Regions from separate parts of the Homo sapiens genome. Here region 2 is linked to region 1. The links are chromatin loops, found by intact Hi-C in ENCODE. Cell type or tissue: K562. All regions are shown on one strand. Links, peaks and the distances in the headings refer to the core of each region. The heading gives the core; the rest is flanking DNA. Region 1 has its middle 42 kb from the start of C7orf78. Region 2 overlaps SCIN (scinderin).

The links. A loop is a pair of places that touch in the nucleus more often than their neighbours do. Peaks named below come from ENCODE experiments on the same cell type or tissue, not always from the same donor. Only the 100,000 strongest peaks of a DNase experiment are listed, where the experiment ranks them.
Region 2: a loop joins it to region 1, with 4 times the contacts of the local background. A loop is called at or near these places in 6 of 110 quality-filtered maps.

Annotation. Positions count from the first base shown.
Region 1 is chr7:12,460,328-12,464,736 of GRCh38, reverse strand. No RefSeq gene overlaps it. Among named protein-coding and RNA genes, the nearest start is that of C7orf78, 42 kb to the left of the region's middle. In K562, for the core only: no CTCF peak of the experiment used is centred there; no DNase peak of the experiment used is centred there.
Region 2 is chr7:12,621,547-12,625,955 of GRCh38, reverse strand. It overlaps SCIN (scinderin), which reads right to left. Exons shown (of 16, transcript NM_001112706.3): 5 at 3,063-3,155; 6 at 814-946; 7 at 106-194. Among named protein-coding and RNA genes, the nearest start is that of SCIN, 53 kb to the right of the region's middle. In K562, for the core only: a CTCF peak has its summit at 1,867; DNase peaks (open chromatin) are centred at 1,885 and 2,545.

The sequences.
Region 1 (4,409 bases), core at 239-4,238:
GTATGCTCAGAATAGCAGCTCAGAGGCAGCTCTGCACTCATATTTATACCCAGTTTTACTTATATGAAAATTAAAGGATGGTTTATACAGAAATTTCTAGGAAAAAGTTGGAAACATCTGGGTTGTTGGGTTTTTGCTGTGGAAAGGGGCAGTAACTTCCAGGTGTTGCTGTGGCAATGGTAAACTGACACAGCACACTGATGGGCCTGTGCTATGAAAAGCTGCTTCTGCCCCAGCCTTGTTTTATCTAGTCCTCCATTTTGGTCTGGTATCTGAGCCCTCCCTCCAGAGTCAAGTCTTGCCTCCTAACTTAATATTGCAGGCTACTACCAAAACAGCATGGTACTCATATAAAAGCAGGCATATAGACCAGTGAAACAGAATACAGAACCCAGAAGTAAAGCCAAATACTTACAACCAACTGATCTTTGACAAAGCATAAGAAAACATAAGTTGAGAAACAGATAACCTATTTAATAAATGGTGCTGGAAAAACTGGCTACATGTAGAAGAATAAAACTGGATCCCTATCTCTCACTTTATTCAAAAATCAACACAAGATGGATAAAAGACTTACCATCTAAGATCTGAAACCACAAAAATTCTAGAAGATAACCTTCTGAACATTGGCCTGGGTAAAGAATTCATGACTAAGATCTCAAAAGCAAATGCAACTAAAACAAAATAAATAAATGAGATCTGATTAATTAAAAAGCTTCTGCACAGCAAAAAAAAAAAAAAAAAAAAAAAATCATCAGAGTAAATAGTCAAGCCACAGAATGGGAGGAAATCATTTGCAAATTGTGCATCTGACAAGGGACTAGTATCCAGAACCTATAAGAAACTCAAACAAATCATGAAAATAAAAAACAAATAATCTCATTAAAAATTGGGCAAATGACATGAATAGACATTTTCAGAAGAAGATATACAAATGGCCAAAAAACATATGAAAAAATGCTCAACATCACTAATGATCAGGGAAATGAAAATTAAACCACAATGAGGTATCATCTTACTCCTTCAAGAATGGTCGCTATAAAATAGTCGAAAAACAATAGATGTTGGTGTGGATACAGTGAAAGGGTGACACTTATACACTGCTGGTGGGAATGTAAATTAGTACAACCTCTATGGAAAACAGTATGGCAATTACTTAAAGAACTAAAATTAGACCTGCCATTTAATCTGGCATTCCCACTATTGGGTATTTACCCAAAAGAAAGGAAGTCATGATATGAAAAAGACACATGCACGCATATGTTTATTGCAGCTCAATTCATAACTGCAAAGATCTGGAACCAACTTAAATGCCCATTGACCAATGAGTGGATAAAGAAAATGTGGTATATATACACCATGGAATACTACTCAGCCATAAAAAGCAATGAAATTATGTCTTTTGCAGCAGCTTAGATGGAGCTGTAGGCCATTATTTAAAGTGAAGTAACTCAGGAATGGAAAACCAAACACCGTATGTTCTCACTTATAAGTGACAGCTGAGCTATGAATAGGCAAAGGCATACAGGGTGATATAATGGACTTTGGAGACTCAAAAGGGGGATAGAGGAGAGTTGGTGAGGGATAAAAAACTACATATTGGCTACAATGTGACGGGTGATGGATGCATTAAAATCTCAGCCTCAGAATTTCCCACCCTGTAATTCATCCATGTAACCCAAAACCACTTGTACCCCAAAAGCTATTTGAAATAAAAAAATTAAATTAAAAATGTAATATGTATACTTTAATGGAATATTATTCAGCCATAAAAAGCAATTGAAGCTCTTCATTTATATAGAATATGAGGTATAAGCAATAGTGACAGAAAGGTAGATGATAAATAATAAGTGGTATAGCTATGGTTGCTATTATGTCTATATCTATGTATAATTACACTTTTGATTGGTGTTTTCCTAATAACTAACAATGTTGAGGATCTTTTTATGTGCTTATTGGCCATTTGTATATCTTCTTTGGAACAATGTTTATTTCAGCTTTTTCCCATTTTGTAATTAGGTTATCTTTTTGTTGTTGAGTTGTAGAAGTTCTTTGTATGTTTTTGATATTAAGCTCATCATATATATAATTTCCAAATATATTTTCCCATTCTGTAGATTGTCTTTTCACTTTCTTGATAATACTCATTGAGTCACAAAGTTTTTAATACTGATGAAGTCCATCCTGTCTTTTCTGTTGTTGTTATTTGTGTTTTTTTGGTCTCATATCTAAGAACTCATTGTCAAATCCAAATTTTATTCTATGAGTTTTATAGCTTTAACTCTTATATTTAGGTCATTAACCCACTTTTTAGTTAATTTTTGCACACAATATGGGGAAAGGGGTTCAACTTTATTCCTTGACATGTAGAAATTCAATTGCCCAGCACCATTTCTTGAAGTGACTATTCTTCTCCTATTGACTAGACTTGGTGTCTTTGTTTGTTTATTTATTTATTTTACTTTAAGTTCTGGGATACATGTGCAGAGTTTGCAGCTTTGTTACATAGGTATACGTGTGCCATGGTGGTTGCTGCACCTGTTGACCTGTCCTCTAAGTTTCCTGCTCTTGTCCCCCAGCCCCCAACAGACCCTGGTGTGTATTGTTCCCCTCCCTGTGTCCATATGTTCTCATTGTTCAACTCGTACTTATGAGTGAAAACATGTGGTGTTTGGTTTTCTGTGCTGTGTTAGTTTGCTGAGGATGATGGCTTCCGGTTTCATCCATGTCCCTGCAAAGGACATGAACTCATTCCTTTTTATGACTGCATAGTATTCCATGGTGTATATGTACAACATTTTCTTTATCCAGTCTGTCATTGATGGGCATTTGGGTTGGTTCTATGACTTTGCTATTGTAAATAGTGCTGGAATAAACATATGTGTGCATGTGTCTTTATAGTAAGTCATGGATATTAGACCTTTGTCAGATGGGTAGATTGCAAAAATTTTCTCCCATTCTGGAGGTTGTCTGTTCACTCTGATAATAGTTTCTTTTGCTGTGCAGAAGCTCTTCAGTTTAATTAGATCCCATCTGTCAATTTTGACTTCTGTTGCAATTGCTTTTGGCATTTTGATCATGAAGTCTTTGCCCATGCCTATGTCCTGAATGGTATTGCCTAGGTTTTCTTCTAGGGTTTTTATGGTTTTGGGTTTTACACTTAAGTCTTTAATCCATCTTGAGTTAATTTTTGTATAAGGTGTAATAAAGGGGTCCATTTTCAGTTTTCTGCATATGGCTAGTCAGTTTTCCCAGCACCATTTATCGAATAGGAGATCCTTTCCCTATTGCTTGTTTTTGTCAGGTTTGTCAAAGATCAGATGTGTGGTCTTTGTTAAAAATCAATTGACCATAGGTGTATGAGTTTATTTTTGGATTCTGAATTCTATTTCATTCATTTATGTGTCTATCCTTATGCCAGTGCCACACTGTTTTGATTATTTAGTTTTGTAATAAAACCAGCATTTTAATCAGTTTGGGCAGTGTTTAGTCATTCAGGCTGCTATGACAAAAATACCATAGACTGAGTGACTTTAACAATATAAATTTATTTCTCAGACTTCTGGACGTTGAGAAGTCCAAAATTAAAGTGCCAGAATGGCTGGGTACTGATGAGGGACCTCTTCCTGGCTTACAGATAGTTATCCTCTTGCCATATTTTCATGTGGTGGACAGAAAGTGAACTCTAGTCTCTTTCTTTTTTTTTTTTTTTTTTTTTAAGACAGAGTCTCGCTCTCCCACCCAGGCTGGAGTGCAGTGGCATGATCTCGGCTCACTGCAAGCTCCTCTTCTCGGGTTCAAGCGATTCTTCTGCCTCAGCCTCCTGAGTAGCTGGGACTACAGGCAGTCACCACCACACCTGGCTAATTTTTGTGTTTTTACTAGAGACAGGGTTTCACCACATTGGCCAGTCTGGTCTCGAACTCCTGACCTGGTGATCTGCCTGCCTCGGCCTCCCAAAGTGCTGGGATTACAGGCATGAGCCACCGTGCCCGGCCCTCTTTCTCTTTTTAAAAGCAGATCTCATCTAAATCTCATTACCTCCCAAAGGCCCCACTTCTTAATTTCATACCATTGAGGGTTAGGTTTCAACAAAAAATGATTTAAGGGGACACAAACCTGCAGTCCATAACAAGCAGGTAGTGTGGGTCAACTATGGTTTTGTTTTTAACAAATGTTTTGACTGTTCAAAGCCTCTTGCAATTCATATGAATTTGAGGATCATCTTTTCCACTTCTGCTAAAAAGCTGTGGCAGTTTGGATAGGGATTGCATTGAACCTGTAGATCACTTTGGATAGAGTTAATGTTTTAACAATATTAAGTCTTCTTACCTATGAGCATGAGTTGTTGCTCCATTTATTCAGTTTTTTCAAAATTTGTTTCAACAATGCTTTATAGTTTTCAAGTA
Region 2 (4,409 bases), core at 183-4,182, 160 kb before region 1:
ACATACAGACGTTACTTTGACCCAAACTTTTTCATGAGTTTCGTGGAGATGTCATGAGCTCCAATGTTTTCTATTTTTTTCTAGCCAGTTCAGTTTCACACATACTTGGGTATTCTTGGAATAATTCATTTGCTGTAGAAATTCTTCAGCTGTCTTCATTGCAGCCTTCCTCTCTTGGGGATTAGCATCTTTACCTAAAATACAAGGTAAATTAAAGAGAAAGAACTTCAGAGAAGGAAGACATTCTATGATTAAGAAATACTTGTGTACCATAATAAACATGATTATAATTGAAGTTAAATACAGCAGTGAAAGAATAGCAAAATTGGCCGGGTGCGGTGGCTCACGCCTGTAATCCTAGCACTTTGGGAAGCCAAGGCAGGTGGATCATGAGGTCAAGAGATCGAGACCATCCTGGCTAACACGGTGAAAGCCCATCTCCACAAAAAATACAAAAAAATTAGCTGGGCGTGGTGGCGGGCTGCACTCCAGCCTGGGCGACGGAAAAAAAAAAAAAAAAAAAAGAATAGCAAAAATTTCCTGGTATATTAAGTGTATTTAACAATACAGGAAAAAACGTTATTTGTAAAACAATTCTTTTTATATTGCCCAAATGCTTTTTTTTTAACTCCATAATCCCTGGTATATGATGTTGGTAGGAGGAAAATGGCTGCATTTTATGTGAGACATTTATAGATCATGTCTTAATTAAAAGGTGGGCTTTTTTTTAAAATCAAAAAATATATTTTATTTACCCTTATAGAGGAAATATCTATAAATCTGAAATACAGCATCGTCAATGGAATTTTTTACCTTTCCATACGAAAATTTGTTTGGCAGCCCCGTGGTCCAAAATAAAGCATTCTTCAGACAGCAGCATTGCCATTGAGAAGGGGTTTTCTTCTGCCACCACAGTCACTCTCATGGAGCCACTTGCATCTGAAACCTAATATAAAAACCATGACCTCCATGTTTTCATTTGGGGATGATAAGGATGTTCTATAATTAGATTATGGTAATGGTTGTACAACTCGGTAAATGTCATCAAATAAAAAGCATTGAATTGTACACTTTAAATGCAAGAATTTTATGGTGTATAAATTATATCTCAATAAAACTGTTTCAAAGAAAATGAAAAGAATCCACAAGACTAATTATACTCTAATTTTTTTGAAAGTCCTTTGGGGTAAAGGAACTACAAATAAAAAGTTAAGTTTTGACACTGTGCCTAAAACATCAGAAAAGAATAGTGATAATAATAATGGCTGAGGTCTATTCAGATGCTCTTATGTACTAAGCATCATGTAATTAACTTTCCATGATTATTTCTTGTACATTTTAGAGTAATCTTTTCAAGTAGGTAATAATCTTAAAATCATTACATACACACAAGATGAAGTTTAAACAATCACTCAGTCAACATTTACTGTCTACCATATACCAGTCGCTTTGTTAAGGAGGATATTGATATAGTTTATGCACAAAGATTTTTTCAACATAGGTCCTGCAATTTAAGTAAACTTTGTATAAATTATCAAAGTAAATTTCTTCTGTCACATTTAGAAATGACTACAGACTATTAAAACAAATTTTTAAGTGGTCTTACAAAATTGAAAGTGATATTCATGTGCAGGTTAGGATTTACTGGTTTTCAATGGCCAGCTTGTATGCTACAGTTTAGTTACCTATTATACAGATTCCAGAGCCCTCCCTAGATTAGTGGAGTTTTGCAGGACCAGGGTGGAGTCTGAATTCTGTAGTTTTGAAAATGCCCCAGGTGATTTTGCTTGCCAGCCTTGTTAAGAAACCCGAATTATTTTCAAAGGAACTTTATACTTTATATCCATGTAATACAGCATAGCTCCACTAGAGGAAGCTATGACTCAGGATGAATATTTTCCCATTTAAAAATACTTCTTTAGTTCATAATGCTGTCCAGGAGGGAGAACAGTTTTGGTTGATGATGTGAAATAAAAGATATCTGTTAGGCTGTTGAAAATGAGTTTTAGAAATAGTAATTTTTAAAAGCAGTCACAAAATATTTAGCTAACACTTTCTGTATGGCTCATATTAAAATTACCAGTATTTAGCAGAAATGGTAACCATATTTCCTTTTGCATCTAGAAGAAAAAAAATCCACTTATTCATTATGAAAAGGAAATTACGCTAAACAAGTTATTAATTTGGTCTTCATGTAAAATCACAGAGTTTCGGAGCCAAAAATCCCTTAAAGAGCAGCAAATATAGTTTCTTTCTGTTACAGATGAGAAAACTACTAAATTCTGCATGGAGATTTACGATCTGCTCCAAATCACACGCTTAGAAAGTTGCAAGGGGAGGGAACACTGGAAGAATACCACTGTAGCAACCTCCTTAACTGGAGTGTCTTGCAGTTTTTGTTACCCTCAACAGAAAAAACAAACAAACAAAGAATAAAAAAAACTATAGAGTTGGAAGGAACCTACTTTCTTTGTTGTGTGTGCATAAGAATACTTAGACCCAGAGTGGTTATGTCCTGTGCAAAGTCATGCTCCTAATCATGTGCTATAGAGCTGATATGGAAGTAGGTAGGTTAATGCCTGGAACAGAACTGTTTTTACCCTGTTTCCCTCCAGCTGTTTCATTTGGTAGCTCAGCCCTCCTGTAACAAAGAACTCCTTCATTATGGCTAAAGACAATGTTTTAAATAGGGTGAAGACTTTACATTCTTATCAAGAATTTATAAGAAAAAGCTGATAAAATATTTTTACTCCATAAAGGAAACATTGTATTGAGTATTATATATCAAAAGATCGTTGCAAACTAGTACAGCAACAATATATAATTTTATGAAGTCACAGCAATAAGTTCACATATTTGTTGTTTTTCATAAAAATAACAAAAAGTATTAAAACTTAATTAAAAAAACATACAAGAGCAAAGAACTGATTCTATCTACACATTGCTCTTGGAGAGCAATGAGGAGAGTTCTCAACTGCAGCAACGGGAATCCCGCCCAATACAGGCCTCCCTAGCTACATCCAGTACTGTTGAAACAATAAATTTGGTTACAGTGAACTCACCATGTATAGTTTAGCCATTTTCCTGTTACTTATGTCTGCTATAATGTCATCATCATCACCTCCATCTGGAAGCTCTGGCTTTTCCCCTAAGACCTGGAAAAAAGTGAGCAGTGGATGCAAAGATAAAGATCTCCCATTGAAGGATGCAGAGTTAGAAAAATACACTTATAAAGACATGGATTATAAAATATTTGCAATTAAAATGACCAGGCTCAAACACTTCTCATCAATGCATACAAGGTAGTCCTTTTCATATAGGCCAAATCAATCAATTGCATTAAGTAAACAAGCACTGAGGTTGCTTGTTTGCAACCTCAAACAATGAATTTCAAGAAAGGAAAATCCCTAATTTGAGAGCCTAGGTGTCCATATTACTGAAAGCTAGAAGGAATTAATTAAAATTTGAGCTCTATGTTCAGCTCTGCAGCAGAATTTCTTCTATGACCTCTGCTTCTAGAAATAATCTCTCAGTTTTATGAGTTTATTATAATAAAGATTTGAATCAAAATTACTATTTGGAGGTAAAATACTACTATAATTATTGACATATAGGATGAAGTGCAAGCTCTTGATCACCCAAATCATGCTTCGTTTTCTGCTGTATCCTTGGCACTTGGAACAGTTCTTGGGACATAGTATACGCAGAGTAAGTGTTTGTCAAAATAATGAATAAATGAATTTATCTATTCTGTGCATATGTGATGCAATCCAAAAGTCCAAAAAAGTGTTTGGTAGAAAATACATTTGAATCTGCTTTGAATTTCTTTATATTAAAATAAAAAATATGTCTATGAGTACCTTAATTAATTTATTAATTAACACAAACAGCATAGAATGTCAAGGACAGGAATCAAATATAAACTTATTTTAAATAATTTAATTTTTATAATATAGATATAAATTCAAGTTTAGAAAATGCAAAGATGTTCATTTAGATACAACAAATATTTAACACACAATAAGTTCCTTACATAATGTGTTTTATATTCGCTATTCCTTACAATATATTGCATAAAAATGTGTACTGCAAAATACCAGAAAACAATAAAAATGTACTTTAATCCTTGCATGAGTGTAAGTACACTCTCAAATTTAGAGATGCATCAGAGAACTTATGTCCTCTGGGAACATACCTATCTTTTTATTTGTACTGTGATCAATAAAATGTTTTAGATACTGTACATGCTAAATGATTGTAATGCAGTTTTTCTTTTTTTGCTAAAAATAGAATCAAGCAAAAAAAAAAAAAAAAAAAACTAAAACACTTGTGACCAAAAGCTTTTTAAAAAAACACTTTTGCTAGAAGTATGTATAGCTTGTAAGAGCCATCAAAGATCTCCTCACATA